Regions from separate parts of the Mus musculus genome. Here region 2 is linked to region 1. The links are chromatin loops, found by intact Hi-C in ENCODE. Cell type or tissue: left cerebral cortex. All regions are shown on one strand. Links, peaks and the distances in the headings refer to the core of each region. The heading gives the core; the rest is flanking DNA.

What was found. A loop is a pair of places that touch in the nucleus more often than their neighbours do. Peaks named below come from ENCODE experiments on the same cell type or tissue, not always from the same donor. Only the 100,000 strongest peaks of a DNase experiment are listed, where the experiment ranks them.
Region 2: it touches region 1 in a loop (3-fold over the local background); 3 of 42 quality-filtered maps call a loop at or near these places.

Annotation. Positions count from the first base shown.
Region 1 is chr1:47,098,804-47,106,768 of GRCm38, forward strand. No RefSeq gene overlaps it. Among named protein-coding and RNA genes, the nearest start is that of Gm39638, 150 kb to the right of the region's middle. In left cerebral cortex, for the core only: no CTCF peak of the experiment used is centred there; a DNase peak (open chromatin) is centred at 4,596; H3K27ac peaks cover 1,718 bases.
Region 2 is chr1:46,977,895-46,985,859 of GRCm38, forward strand. No RefSeq gene overlaps it. Among named protein-coding and RNA genes, the nearest start is that of Slc39a10, 130 kb to the left of the region's middle. In left cerebral cortex, for the core only: no CTCF peak of the experiment used is centred there; DNase peaks (open chromatin) are centred at 4,509 and 5,407; H3K27ac peaks cover 2,010 bases.

The DNA of each region.
Region 1 (7,965 bases), core at 1,503-6,502:
GAGTTATAAATTTAAGGTTAATAGCATACAGAAAAAAATAATTCAGGCCTTTAATGTCCTATCTCTATGCACCTAAATCAGTCAATGCATTTTAACAGATGAGATGAATTTTACATACATATAACCTATGGGAAAGAGACTTTTTTTTTTGGTAGAACATGATTTTAATATTTTCACCTGTTAATATCAACAAAAATAATTATTTTAAGATATATTTCATTGTTATGTCTCCCCTTTGATATCTGATTTTATTAATTTGGATACTGTCTAGGTGCCCTCTGCTTAGTCTGGCTAAGGGTTTATCTATCTTGTTGATTTTCTCAAAGAACCAGCTCCTGGTTTGGTTGATTCTTTGTATAGTTCTTTTTGGTTTCCATTTGGTTGATTTCAGCCCTGAGTTTGATTATTTTCTGCTGTCTACTCCTCTTGGGTGTATTTTCTTCTTTCTGTTCTAGACCTTTCAGGTGAGCTCTCAAGCTGCTAGTGTGAGCTCTCTTCAGTTTCTTTTTGGAGGCACTTAGAGCTATGTGTTTTCTTCTTACTGCTACTTTCATAATTTTTGGTATCATGTGTCTTCATTTTTATTAAATTCTAAAATGCTTTTAATTTCTGACTTTATTTTCTTTCTTGACCAAGTTATCATTGAGTAGAGCATTGTTTAGCTCCCATGTGTATGTTGTGCTTTCCACTGTATTTTTTTTTTTTTTTTTTTTTTTTTTTTGGTTTTTAAGACCAGTCTTAGTCTGTGGTGACCTGATAGGATGCATGGGATTATTTCAATCTTCTTATATCTGTTGAGGCCTGTTTTGTAGCCATGTATATAGTCAGTTTTGGAGAAGGTGCTGAGAAGAAGGTATATTCTTTTGCTTTAGAATAAAATGTTCTAGAAATATCTGTTAGATCCATTTGGTTCATAACTTCTGTTAGTTTCACTATGTCTCTGTTTAATTTATGTTTTCATGGTCTGTCCATTGATGAGAGTGGGGTGTTGAAGTTTTCCACTATTATTGTGTTTTTATGTATCCAGTCTGTTAGTCTATGTCTTTTTTGGGGGGAATTGAGTACATTGATGTTAAGAGATATTAAGGAAAAGTTATTGTTATTTCTTGCTATTTTTGTTCTTGGAGGTGGAATTATGTTTGTGTAGCTATCTTCTTTTGTGTTTGTTGAAAGAAGATTACTTTCTTGCTTTTTCTAGGGTATAGTTTCCCTCCTTGTATTGGTGTTTTCCATCTATTATCCTTTGTAGGGCTGGATTTGTGGAAAGATATTGTATAGATTTGGTTTTGTCATGGAATATCTTAGTTTCTCCGCCTATGGTAATTGAGAGTTTTGCTGGGTGTAGTAGTTGGAGTTGGCATTTGTGTTCTCTTAGGGTCTGTATGATATCTGCCCAGGATCTTTTAGCTTTCTTTTTTTTTTTTTTAAAGATTTATTTATTATTATAGCTGTCTTCAGACACACCAGAAGAGGGAGTCAGATCTTGTTACGGATGGTTGTGAGCCACCATGTGGTTGCTGGGATTTGAACTCTGAACCTTCGGAAGAGCAATCGGGTGCTCTTACCCACTGAGCCATCTCACCAGCCCCTATAGCTTTCATAGTCTCTGGTGAGAAGTCTGGTGTAATTCTGATAAGTCTGCCTTTATATATTACTTGACCTTTTCCCCTTGCTGCTTTAAATATTCTTTCTTTGTTTAGTGCATTTGGTGTCTTGATTATTATGTGATGGGAGGACTTTCTTTTCTGGTCCAGTTTATTTGAAGTTCTGTAAGCTTCTTGTATGTTCATTGGCATCTCTTTCTTTAGGTTAGGGAAGTTTTCCTCTATAATTTGTTGAAGATAACTTACTAACCCTTTAAGTTGGGAATCTTCACTCTCTTCTATAGCTATTATTCATAGGTTTGGTCTTTTCATTGTGTCCTGCATTTTCTGGATGTTTTGGGTTAGGGGCTTTTTGCATTTTGCATTTTCTTTAACTGTTGTGTCAATGTTTTCTATGGTAACTTCTGCACTCTCTCTCTCTTCTCTCTTCTATCTCTTGTATTCTGTTGATGATGCTTGTATTTGTGACTCCTGATCTCTTTCCTAGGTTTTCTATCTCCAGGGTTGCCTCCCTTTGTGATTTCTCTATTGTTTCTCTTTCCATTTTTAGATTCTGGATGGTTTTGTTCAATTCCTTCACTTGTTTGTTTTTTTTCTTACTGTACTTCTTTAAGGGATTTTTTTTTTCTTTCCTTTTTAAGAGCTTCTAGCTGTTTACCAGTGTTCTCCTATATTTCTTTAAGGGAGTTATTTATGTCCTTCTTAAAGTTTTCTATCCCCATCATGAGAAGGGATTTTAGATGCGAACCTTGCTTTTCCGGTGTGATGGTATATCCTGGACTTGGTATGGTAGAAGTATTGGGTTCTGATGATGCCATGTAACCTTGGTTTTTGTTGCTTATGATTTTACACGTTCCTCCCGCCATCTGATTTTATCTAGTGCTACCTTTTCTTGCTATATCTGACTGAGGCCTGTCCTTCCTGCGATCCTGGTTGTGTCAGAACTCCTCAGAGTTCAGCTATCTCTGTGATCCTGTAATCCTGAGATCCTGGATGTGTCAGAGATCCTGGGAGTCAAGCTGCCACTGGGACCCTGAGATCCTGGTGTGACCAAGCTCCTAGGATCTTGTGATCCTGTGATCCTGGGCATGTTAGAGTGCCTGGGAGTGGAGCTTCCTTTGGGTGTTGTGGGACTGGCTGTGAAGTTTGTACCCAAGGTCTACCGAAAGAGACTTTTGTTTTTGTTTTTGTTTTTTTTTTTTTGTTTTTTTGTTTTTTTGTTTTTTTTTTTTTGTTTTTTTTTTTTTTTTGAGACAGGGTTTCTCTGTGTAGCCCTGCCTGTTTTGGAACTTACTCTGTAGATCAGGCTGGCCTCAAACTCAGAAATCCACCTGCCTCTACCTCCCAAGTGCTGAGATTAAAGGCACGTGCCACCACTGCCCAGCCGAAAGAGCTTTTTTAAATGTGGAATTGACAGCCAAGCTTGGGTTGCTAGATGATAACAGAGTCATGTGGTGGGAAGTTTTAGAATAATTCTCAGAACTTATTTCCAGAAGTTTTCTTGTCTAACAGATTCAATAAAAAAAATTCCAGCTGACTTCAGGCTTTAATGTACCACACTGCTGCATCTTTGTGACCTACCATGCTGCTACATCTCTATGACCTACCATGGGGCTGTGTCAGTCTTCAGCACAGTGCGTAAAATATTGATGTCTAATAAAACAAAAAACAAAAAACACAGAAAACAAAAAACAAAAAAATCAAAGACCAAAAATAAAAATCTTGGTCTGCCTTACTTTAAGGACAAGGGTTCTTTATGTATTCCAGGCTGGACTTGAATTCACTATGTAGATCACACTGGCCTTGAATATACAGTCTTCTTAAATTAGCCACCTGCATGCTCAGGTTACAGGCTTGAGAAACCATGTCTGACTCTCGGCCTTCCTCTTTTTCAGCCAGCTCTGCTTTCTTGTACATAGCAATCAGTGTTTTTCTCATGGTATTAAAAGGCAAATTAAAAAAGATATATAATAGAGAACATTTAAATTAAACCAAAATGCCAAGATATAATTGGCAAGATATGCTCCAAATATAACTTAGTAATTAAGGTTCACAGCATGCACTTTTAAGCACATGGCACGTGTTTTCCCCCTATTGTGAAAATAATGTATTTGACATGAATAGAAAAATCTAGCAATTATCTGCTAAATGCCAAAAATTTACAATATTTATCTTATATGCTGTGGTGAAGAGGCTCCATCTGGGTTTACTGATGTCAAAACCAAAGCCATAATCAGAGAATTTGAAAAGCAGTCTTTTTTTCAAGCAGAAAACAGTAGGATTCTGCTTCTTCTGTGAACCGTATGTATTTTCTGTGCTAAGGAGGTGCCTGCCTCTGTCCCGAGCAAAGGGGTTCCTATGGACATATTTCCTCATCTCACTCATACTGTGATGTGACCTTTGGTTAACTGAAAAACAAGATGCAGTAAAAAGGCCAAAGTATTCTCACTGCTACTTTTTCTCTGTTGTTTTCAGACATTTAGCTTAAATTAAATTAGCATGACAAGGGCAGTTAAAGATTGTATTAAGAAAAAAAATAGCTATGACCCAAATATAACAGAAAGACTCTAATTATTTGAATAGAATCAACATGTAAGTTTTTTTGTTTGTTTGTTTGCTTGTTTGTTTTCTGTAATCTTAACTATTTTAGCATTGAACATACAGGGACTGAATTTGTTCTTTCGAATTACTTTCTGATCTATGAGCATGGATATTTTGAACCAAGCAGAGAGTAATGAGATCTTTGCCTTGGTGAGAATGCGACTTCAACCTGTCTATTGTTATGCACGAATGCTACCCTTTACACCTTATAATGATGGGAGACAGTTATTCTCAGAAGCAACTGTAAATACCAAGTTAAGAAGCCATATGGCTCTGACCCATTCCCCCCACCCCCTTCCTTTGCTTTGGTCATCCCCAAACATATCTGGGAAGGAAATTTCAAAGTGGAAATGCTATTTTTGCTTGCTTGCATAGCCCACGCTAACATTTGTTCCCACAGCTGTTCTATACTCACACACAGGGAGGGAAGATGGCTGAAACCCACTCCCACCACTTTTGATGACAATGTATAAAACTGTCTTCACTCCCTGTAACACTTTTATCAGATGGGTCCAGATAACCATCCCATGACCACTGGGAACATGTGGCTGGACACTGTCTTTTAATGAGCTTTCTCAAAAGTTGCTTCACTCTCTAATCCTCCAGGACAAAGAGGGTGGGTGTCAGGAAAATGCTAATTATATAAAGATATTTTCTGGCTAACCATTAAAGGAGTCTCGTTAATGATGGCCTCAAAGAAGTATAAGCATCAATTAAAAGGCAAATGCAATTATTTTACTGACAACTTAGGGAGCCAAAAATGACGCCCTTTGTGAAGCTGTAATGTTTGGACATGAATAAATCATTTCAAACTGCACATTCATTTTATCGTTTAGTACTTACCGGAGGATAAATGTTAATGGGAATATGAAAAATGTGGAGAAAAGAATTACAGTAATTTACCAAGTAGTGTTGACTTCAGTCAGTTTTATAACTAGAATTTGCCGAAACAGCTTGCAATTATTTATACATTGCAAATACTTGTTGGGGGTGGTAATCAATTAAACATTCCCTCTCCTGGAAGCATTTAAACACTACCAAGCAAAAATTGAAACCCAACTCCTTTAATGAATGAAACCTCACTGAATTTTATTTCTACTGAATGCATAATTTCCCTCAAGCGGTTAACTTTCAACATTTATTCACTGTAATATTGTTGTTTAAATCAGTGTTTTTCTACATATGTGACCTGGTACGGGGAAAGCCTGCATGCTTGCATGGGAGTGTATGCATGCCTTGCTGTGGTGGTTTAAATGTTACCAAGTTAATTAACGTGCATACCAACTGAGTTGGAATTAAGTGAGCAATGAATTGAAACCATACTTTATAACAGCACGACAGAAGAACACTAAAGAATTCTGTAGGTATCCTGGCCAGGATAATTAAGTTTTACTACAATTATTTTTCAGTAAAGAAAAATTGTAGAAATTTTGAAAAATAGAGAGAAAGCTATTGAGGAAAATCTAAGGATCTCTCTCTTTTTTTAGAATTTTTTTTCTTAGATATTGTCTTCATTTACATCTCAAATGCTATCCCAAAAGCCCCCTATGCCCTCCCCCCGCCCTGCTCCCCTACTCACTCACTCCCACTTCTTGGCCCTAGTGTTTCCCTGTACTGGGGCATATAAAGTTTGCAAAACCAAGGGGCCTATCTTCCCAATGATGGCCGACTAGGCCATCTTCTGCTACATATGCAGCTAGAGACATGAGCTCTGAGGGTACTGGTTAGTTCATATTGTTGTTCCACCTATAGGGTTGCAGACCCTTTCAGCTCCTTGGGTACTTTTTTCTAGCTCCTTAAGATCTCTTTATTTGTAGCTTTTCAATGATTGTTTTTTTCCTCACTTGATAGATAACATTTGATAGATCCCTGAGAGCTTTTATTTAAAAGAAATAAATTACTTTCTATTGGTTACCTACAGAATTTAATTAGGATTTCTTACACGGGCACTACTCAGTTCTCTACTGAAACAAGGGCTACCAGAGGCAATACAACTAAAGAAAAGGACTCTCCCTTTACCTGAGTGACTTCCAATTTGTACATGCCTGTGTGGATAGAGGTCAGCTGTTATCCTTTGTTGTTTTCCTACCTAATTTTTTGAGGTAGGCTCTCTCACTGAACTTGGAGCTCACTGGTTTGCTTAGACTGGCTGGCCAGCAAGCCCCAGGGATCCTCTGTCTCTGTACTGGGATTATAGATAGGCACCACCATATTCAGCTATTTTTACATGGCTTCTGGGGTTTGAACTTAAGTCCTTATGTCTGCATGACCACTACATTACTTGTGGAACAACCTCATCAGCACCTTCAACTATTAGTTTTAAATTCCCTTTGGAAAGCACAACTTGCTACATACCAAAAAATGAAGGCTGTGAGTATTTATATGTTTTATAAAGAATGAGCTTGTGCCCAATAACTTAAGCAAATAATCATAATAATTTTCATTAAAATGTTTTCTCTTGTTATTCCTCCTCTTAGCTGCCTAACTCCTTGTCTGTGTTTATAACTAGAAGATATTCTGGTTGCTGGTTTTGCTATTTCTTTTCTCCCCTGTACCAATGTCGTATTAGCTCATCCTGAATGTTCTCAAACATACCTGAAAATTTTCCAGGATTTATCTCTCCTTGTCTAAATGCTATAAGAACTACCAAATCTTTCTTTATAATACAGTTTCCATGGGTCTTCCCAAATGTGGCATCAAGTTAAGAAAATGTGCACTTTATTCCACCAAGAATAACACATAGTCTTGACACCAAAAATTTCCAGTATCTTTATAAGGATAACATACTTGATTTATTATTGTTTTAAAACATTTTGTCGACAGCAGCAGCGGTCGCCATCTTGGTCCGGGACCCGCCGAACTTAGGAAATTAGTCTGAACAGGTGAGAGGGTGCGCCAGAGAACCTGACAGCTTCTGGAACAGGCGGAAGCACAGAGGCGCTGAGGCAGCACCCTTTGTGGGCCGGGGACAGCCAGCCACCGTCCGGACCGGAGGACAGGTGCCCGCCCGGCTGGGGAGGCGGCCTAAGCCACAGCAGCAGCGGTCGCCATCTTGGTCCGAGACCCGCCGAACTTAGGAAATTAGTCTGAACAGGTGAGAGGGTGCGCCAGAGAACCTGACAGCTTCTGGAACAGGCAGAAGCACAGAGGCGCTGAGGCAGCACCCTGTGTGGGCCGGGGACAGCCGGCCACCTTCCGGACCGGAGGACAGGTGCCCACCCGGCTGGGGAGGCGGCCTAAGCCACAGCAGCAGCGGTCGCCATCTTGGTCCCGGGACTCCAAGGAACTTAGGAATTTAGTCTGCTTAGGTGAGAGTCTGTACCACCTGGGAACTGCCAAAGCAACACACTGTCTGAGAAAGGTCCTGTTTTGGGCCTTCTTCTTCGGCCAGGAGGAGGTCCAAATACAAGATATCTGCGCACCTTCCCTGTAAGAGAGCTTGCCAGCAGAGAGTGCTCTGAGCACTGAAACTCAGAGGAGAGAATCTGTCTCCCAGGTCTGCTGATAGACGGTAACAGAATCACCAGAAGAACAATCTCTAAACAGAGTCAACTATAACTACTAACTCCAGAGATTACCAGATGGCGAAAGGTAAACGGAGGAATCTTACTAACAGGAACCAAGACCACTCACCATCACCAGAACCCAGCACACCCACTTCGCCCAGTCCAGGGAACCCCAACACACCTGAGAACCTAGACCTAGATTTAAAAGCATATCTCATGATGATGGTAGAGGACATCAAGAAGGACTTTAATAA
Region 2 (7,965 bases), core at 1,826-6,825, 120 kb before region 1:
GATGTTTGCTGGTTCTTTGCGTTGAAAATCTTCATTCTCATCCACTCCTATTATCCGTAGGTTTGGTCTTCTCATTGTGTCCTGGATTTCCTGGATGTTTTGAGTTAGGATCTTTTTGCATTTTCCATTTTATTTGATTGTTGTGCCGATGTTCTCTATGGAGTCTTCTGCACCTGAGATTCTCTCTTCCATCTCTTGTATTCTGTTGCTGATGCTGACATCTATGGTTCCAGATTTCTTTCCTAGGGTTTCTATCTCCAGCGTTGCCTCACTTTGTGTTTTCTTTATTGTGTCTACTTCCCTTTTTAGGTCTACTAGTTTTGTTCATTTCCATACCTGTTTGGATGTGTTTTCCTGTTTTTCTATAAGGACTTTTACCTGTTTGGTTGTGTTTTCTTGTTTTTCTTTAAGGACTTGTAACTCTTTAGCAGTGTTTTCCTGTTTTTCTTTAAGGACTTGTAACTCTTTAGCAGTGTTCTCCTGTATTTCCTTAAGTGAGTTATTGAATTCCTTCTTTATGTCCTCTACCATCATCATGAAATATGCTTTTAAATCCAGGTCTACCTTTTCAGGTGTGTTAGGGTGTCCTGGACTGGGCAAAGTGGGCGTTCTGGGTTCTGATGATGGTGAGTGGTCCTGGTTTCTGTTAGTAGGATTCTTACGTTTACCTTTCACCATCTGGCAATCTCTGGAATTAGTTGTTATAGTTGTCTTTGTTAAGAGATTGTTCCTCTGTTGATTTTGTTATCCTCTATCAGCAGGCGTGGGAGACAAGCTCTCTCCTCTGAGTTTCAGTGGTCAGAGCAGTCTCTGCAGGCAAGCTCTCCTCTTTCAGGGAAGGTGTACAGTTATCTGGTGTTTGGACCTCCTCCTGGCTGAAGGTGAAGGCCCAAAACAGGATCTTTCCCAGAAGCTGTGTTGCTTTGGCCAGGAAGGTGGCCAGTTGTCTGGAGTCGAAGATGTTGCCGCCTCAGAAGCTCTGTGGCTCTCGCCAGGAAGGTGGCCGGCCATCTGGAGCCGAAGATGGCGCCGCCTCAGAAGCTCTGTGGCTCTCGCCAGGAAGGTGGCCGGTTGTCTGGAGCCGAAGATGGCGCCGCCCCAGAAGCTCTGCGACTCTCGCCCGTCCCAGAAACGGCTGGTCTCTGTATTCCACACGGTCACCCGTGCAGCCTGTCCTCCGCGGAGTCCCGGAGCCAAGAAGGCTCCTGCCGGCGCCTGTGACACAAACCTCTCAGGCCAGGCAGACCCCCGTGCTCTCACCAGGAAGGTGGCCGGCTGTCTGGAGCTGAAGATGGCGCCGCCCCAGAGGCTCTGCGACTCTCGCCCGTCCCAGAAACGGCTGGCCTCTGTATTCCACACGGTCACCCGTGCAGCCTGCCCTCCACGGAGTCCCGGAGCCAAGAAGGCTCCCGCCGGCGCCTGTGACACAAACCTCTCAGGCCGGGGCATTTTTCTTTTTAAGAGTAGCATACTTCAATTATGCAGGATAAAAACTCTGCACTATTACGATGGGTTAATGAATGAGAGCTGTCAATGTATTTGTGATGAGCTGATATTCTAGGTTGTGTACTGCATTCAGATTTAAGCCAAGAGCTACATCTCCACTACTTGCAAAATCCCTGGCTTAAATCAGATTCTACAAAGTGTTAGCTAAATAAACAGTTGTTATCCTAACTTGTTTTTAGCTGAGGTCCTCCAGCCAAACAGCCCTCCCTGGGCTTGAGAGTCAGATTAGGTTTAAGGATATAACAGGGGGTTCAATTTTTTTGAATTAAAGAAAAGAATAATCATACTTTGGGGCTAAGGATGTAGTTAACTTGAAACAGAGCTTGCCTAGCATGCACACAGCTGTGGATTTCATCCTTAGCACAACAAAAACTATCTGTGGGAACGCATACTTATAGGCTCAGTACAGAAGAGGTAGAAGCAGATGATCAAGAGTTCAAATTCATTGTTGTCTATATTGAGTGTGAAGCTAGTCTGGGCTACAAGAAACCGCCTCCAAAAAAAAAATCCTACTTTCTTTCTCCTCTTCCTCACTTCTGGCTCATCTGTCCCTCTTACACACTGTTTATAGCTAGTTGAAAGTCTTTATTCCTTCCAGTTGGGACTATACTCAGGTATTTGGATTCCTAAGCATTTAGACTAAGGGATTTTTAAAGGTAAAAATCACATCCAGGTATATCATTCTGCAGGTATCAAGAAGCTTCATGCAAGCAAGCATTTTAACAGAAGCTAAAATAAGCAGTTAACTGGAGATGATGTGAGCGGGTGAGAGGGATGGGGGGTGGGGTGGGGGTGGGAGAGTGGGTTCTGCACAAGAAGTGAAGTTAGGTAGGGCATCTTGACCTTGGCTTCCTAGAATAGAGGTGGGCAATTTTCATGGGCTTCTCTGAAGTAGAAACCTCTAGTTCTATGGAAAATTAATTATGTCAAATGATGTTTCACTGGGGCACACAAGTGAAAGGGTGTCTTGCTAAAGTAAACACACACAAGAAAATGTTTTCCTGAGGCAGACAAAGGTGAAAGGATGTTTTGATATAGCAAACACATGAAATGACACTTGAAGAAGGAATATAAATATAACCCTATAGACAATGGGAGGCGAGCACTGAGTTTTGGTTTGGTTTGTTTTTCCTCACTTTTCTTTGCTAATGACGTACATGTATTGGTTCCTTTTACATAGTGTTGTTCAACTTGTGGTTCATCATTGAGAGAAACTCACCCAAGAACTGCTTGTGAGGTTCCTGCAGCAGCTTGCTGCTTCAACAGCCTAGCCTCAGGCTAGTTGATGAGCCTGGTGGTTTCTTCAGGATTGAACTACAGCTGCCTGGTGTCTGCCCACTGAAAGGACTGGACTGTAGCTGCTGGTTCCTGCTTGGTTTCTACCTGTTGAAAGGACTGGTCTGGGCTGTAGCTGCTGGTTTGTGTTGGTGTCTGCCTGCCAAGATGACTGGTCTACACTGAGTCATATTTGGTGTTGCTACAGGAATGAACTGCACAGAAAGAAGATCAAGCTTGCCCTCAAAGAACAATTGCTGAATAGGTCCACTTCCCCTATATCCTAATAACTTTTCTCTTTCACTACCTCTGCTGGGTGGTGGGCTAGAGAAGAGGTTGAACACTTATTAAAAGTAGGTTCCAAAAAATTTATGCCTACACTTCTTCATCAAGGAGACTAAATTTTAGTTAAACTTAAAATGGCTTTATCAAGAATACAAGGTGAGGAAACTGCACTGTCTTGTCTTGTTACAATGTCTAAGGAGAAGTAAAAATCTGTGTGCAGATACAGATACAGACAAACCATAAACATTCTTATTAAGTTTTTACTTATGAGAAGAACAGCTAATATGTGAACTTAGTTTTTTATTACTCTAAACTTTTATTTGTGCACAGGGACCACCTATGTGCCACTGTATCTGTGTGAAGGTCAAAGTACAGTTTTTGGAAGCTGGTTATCTTCTTTCTTTGTGTGGATATTTGTGACTGAATTCAGATCATCAGGCTTGGTGACAAGTGCTTTACCTGCTGAGCATCTTGCCAACCCAATTTTATTTATGTATTGTTTTGAGACAGAGTCTCTCTACATAGTGCTGGGTGTCCTGGAACTAGCTTTGTAGGCTAGGTAGGCTGGCCTCAAACTCACAGAGATCATATTACTTCTGCTCTCTGAGTGCTGGATTAAGTGTTTACACAACTAACAGAGGCTTCAGTAGCACTTAACCATGCTCAGCCTCAGATTTTAGTGTTTTGAAATTAACTTTTAGGTTAGTAGGCAAAATGATGGGTTTCATTATGTCATTTTGCACATATTGTTACTATCCTTTGTTCTCATCCATTCTCCTTCTCCAGTGCCCTTCCTGAGTCTGTGCCACACCTCCAGCTGGGTCCCCTCCTTCTTACAGCAAGTTCACCCTTCTGCTTTTTAACCACATATATTTCAGTTCTCTCTCTCTCTCTCTCTCTCTCTCTCTCTCTCTCTCTCTCTCTCACACACACACACACACACACACACACACACACACACACACATACACACATCTATGTTCTGTATATTAGAGAAAACATTGTATCTGTATTTCTGAGTGATATTTTTTTAAACTTTTGTAATAATATGATTTTCAGGTCCACCTATGTTCCTGTAAATGTCACAATTTAATTTTTGTCTATGGCTGCACAAAATGTCATTGTGCATATGCACCCTATTTTTTGCATTCTTGTGTTGATGGACATCTAGGTTGATTACATTTCCTGGTTGCTATGAATAATGAATTAATAAGCATGGGTTTTATTGAAGATTTTAAATAAATATGTAAGAATATATACTCATTTTGTGAAAGTGTGGGTGGCACACTCATATAGGGTTCTTAGGACTATGTTTAGTTGTTGCTCCTTGCCTTCCCAACTTATCTGAGATAGGGCCTGTGAAATCTGGGCTACCTAGACAATGAGTTTCTTGGGAGCTTCCTGTTTGAGACTCTCATCTCCCTGTATGTATAGTCTAGGAAATCAGATGCTTGGGTTTTGCTTATGTTGTCAGCTTGTGCATGGAGTGCATTTACATCCCTCTCTCTCAGACATCCCTAGACCTGTGCTTTCATTGTGTGGCTTTAAATGTACTCCCTGCTCAGTTTATGTAATAACTAGATAGCCTTCTCAATGCCTCCTTTTTCTTTATAGTGACATTAAAGTGATAGATACTGTTACTTTGTGAATTTAAAAAAAATATAGATAACAGCCAGCATTGCTGCAAGAGAAGGCATGTCTAATTTTATCAGGTTCAGTTAGTTACTTTAATCTTTTTCAGTATCCTACAGTTTCAATAAGAGAAACAAATGGATAATTTTTAATAAGTTATTAAAAGACATTTGAGAAGTTGATAGTACTATATAGGTCAAGACATAACAGAAAGACAAAAAATGGGAAAAGCACTATAGGGAAAAGCTGAGGTAGTCAGTAACGTCTGTGGTATTTCCCATGGACAGATGCTGGGTTCAAAGATGATTACAGTGCTCTGTCAGGGGGCTCTTTAGGCCACTTGATTTCAGCAGGGGCATTATTTTGATGGACAGGAACAAAGCATACAGATTGTGGTTATGCCATCCTTTAGGAGAAAGAGGCATATTTTCAATTTCTCATTTTTGTGACAGAATACTGCACATGTGATTAACATAACCACCCGAATTGTAATTATTTGTGGAATTTTCCCCTCTGGGAACCCCATTGTCTTTGTATTACTTGTTCCAACACTTTTTAAGCACCCCACCTTTCCTGATAATATGTTGACTTCAGTTTTGGAATAAATTTAGATTTTTCTGAAGCAGCTTTACTTGATGTTTAACTTCTGTGGGAGTCTGGCACTAAGTTTAACATTTGCAAGAACTTTCCAGATGTTATTTTAGGAGTATTGGGAAGAGCTTTTCCTTTTGTGCTCCATCCTACACCAACCCACTTATCTTTGACTTGATCGCTAAAGTCTGAAATTTGGTTGCTAATGTTCTGAATTTCTTCCTTTGATTCCAAAATACTGGACCCAGCTGGGAAGAACTAGTCACTCACACTTTATTGTGAATGAGGCTCAAGGGTGAGCTTACTTCTTGCTGTGTTGGCTGTTGAAGCAAGGGCTTATACATGGCTCAAGTTTTCCTTGAGTTTGATATTCCTCTTTCTTACTTCCAGAGTGCTGGGATTACAGACACTGGTACCCTAACATTCTGCACAGGAGCTAGCTTTTGATAATAGTGTATAGATTAAGAACACTTACTAGGCATGTGGGTGTATGCCTTCTGTATAAGTACCTTGAAGGCAGAGACAGGCAAATCTCTATGAGTTTCCAGACAGCCTGGTCTACATATTTTTGTTCAATAATTTATTTATTTTTTATTCACTTTACATTCTGATCACAGTTTCCCCCTTCCCAATCCAGTCTTATAAATCCTCCCCACCCCAGTACCTCCCCTCTTTCTCTTAAGAGAAAGGGAAGCCCCTTTGGGTACCACCCCACCCCTGAGACATCTTCTCTCAGAAGGACAAGGCCTAACAAGGAAGTCCAGGTAGAAGAAGGGGATCCAGTGGCAGGGAGCAAAGTCAGAGACAGGCCCCATTCCAATTGTTAGGGGATCCACATGAAGACCAAGTTACACAATTGTGTATGAGACCTAGGCCCAACTCCTGCATGCTGCCTGTATGGTGGTTCAGTCTCTATGAACACCCCTGGGTCCAGGTTAATTGACTCTGTAGGCTGTCTTGTGGTATCCTTTTGCAGAAGTTTTTAATTGCAATATGGGGTTTCTACACCAACTTTGACCATTTAGTTCTCAGAATACACAACTTTTCTGCCCAGGTATTAGCTGTTGATATCTTTATTCACCAATCAGAAATAACTTGTAGGCAAGGTCACATAGTGTCACTTGGGTTTATGTGCAGACTCTCTCATCTCTGGGGCAACCAGGTCTTGGGGGCTTACAGTTAACATTACAATAGACAGCAAAAGACTAAACCTCAATAGTGTCCTTGACCCTTCTACCCAGCTCAATTTTATCACCTGCTCTTCCACAAGACTTCCCACTCCCGGTGTTTGGCTGTGGGTCTCTGCATCTGTTTTCATCTGCTGATAGATGAAGTCTCTCAGGAGACAGTTATGCTAGGTTCCTGTCTGGAAGCATATCAGAGCATTCATAATGTTAGGGGTTAGCTCTCTCACATGGGATGACTAAAGTTGGGGCAGTCATTGGTTGGTTGTTCCCTCAGTCAAGCCTCAGCCTCTCCACAAGTTACAAGGAGGGACCAGGGACAAAAGGAATGCCAGGAAAAGTTCTGAACTGTGCCTCTCTCTCAGTGAAGCAAAGATCAGCAAAGGCGAGAGGCCAACAAGCATTGCACAGCTAGCTCTATAACCAAGCCAAGCTCAGGCTCCATCACTGTCCATTGAATTCTATTTATACTCCCTCCAAACATCATGTGTCTTCCATGGGTCTTTTCTCAGCATGTGAGCTTGACTTAGCAAAACTTCATATGAGTCTGTCTCAGCTGACATCACTCTGCCAATCAGTTTAAGTCTGAAGAAGTGGCAAGAAGCCACAGCACACCACCAGAAGTTTTTTGGTGCATTTCTTTCTATGGAGTCCTGAAAAATGGAGCTTAACTATGCAATGTAAGGTGGATCAATAGATATGTATCATTAACCATGACTCCTTCATCATGTGTCCTTTTACATGCTTCTTTAGAAAAACCTCCTTTCACCTATGTCTGCCTCAGCAAAACACTATCAAACACAACTGTTTTTCCAAAGAGCCTTTAAGTTTTCACTTCAGTCTTTGCTCTATATTTATCCCTGTGCATCTTCTAGGCAGAACAAATTTTTGATTGAAGGTTTTGTGGATGGGTTGATGTCCCCTCCCTCTACTTGTCTGACTACAGAAGGTGGCTACTTCAGTCTCTGTATTTACCACTGTTAGGAATCTCGACTAGGGTCACCTCTAGAGCCTAGACTCTCAGAGGCTTCCCCTGTCCCAGGCATCCAGTTAGTCCTAGAGAGGTCCCCCACTGATTTCCGTTCTTAATTCCAGCTCTATAGCCAGGGATACATAATGAGATCCAACAAACACAAAAAGAAACAAACCTGTACTGCCAACTAAACAACAACAGCAACAACAAAACTGAGAAGGCATGTAGTTTAGTGCTAGAGTTTTTTGTCTTATATGCAGAAGACCTTGGATTTGATCCTGAGCCCTTCAAAAAATAAAGCTAAATAAGAAAACAAAATCCTGAACAAACAATCAGAAAAGTCAAGGCGTTCTGGCATCTAGTGCAGAGTTGTGGTTGGTAGTTTTGGAAAGGCTCCTGGATTTATAGTCCAGTCTGCCACTGATTAGGGGTAAATGTAGAATCACTTAAGTTCCCTGAACCTCAGTTTATCCCAATGCATTGTAGGATCACCTACTCAAGAATATTGAAGACTCATAA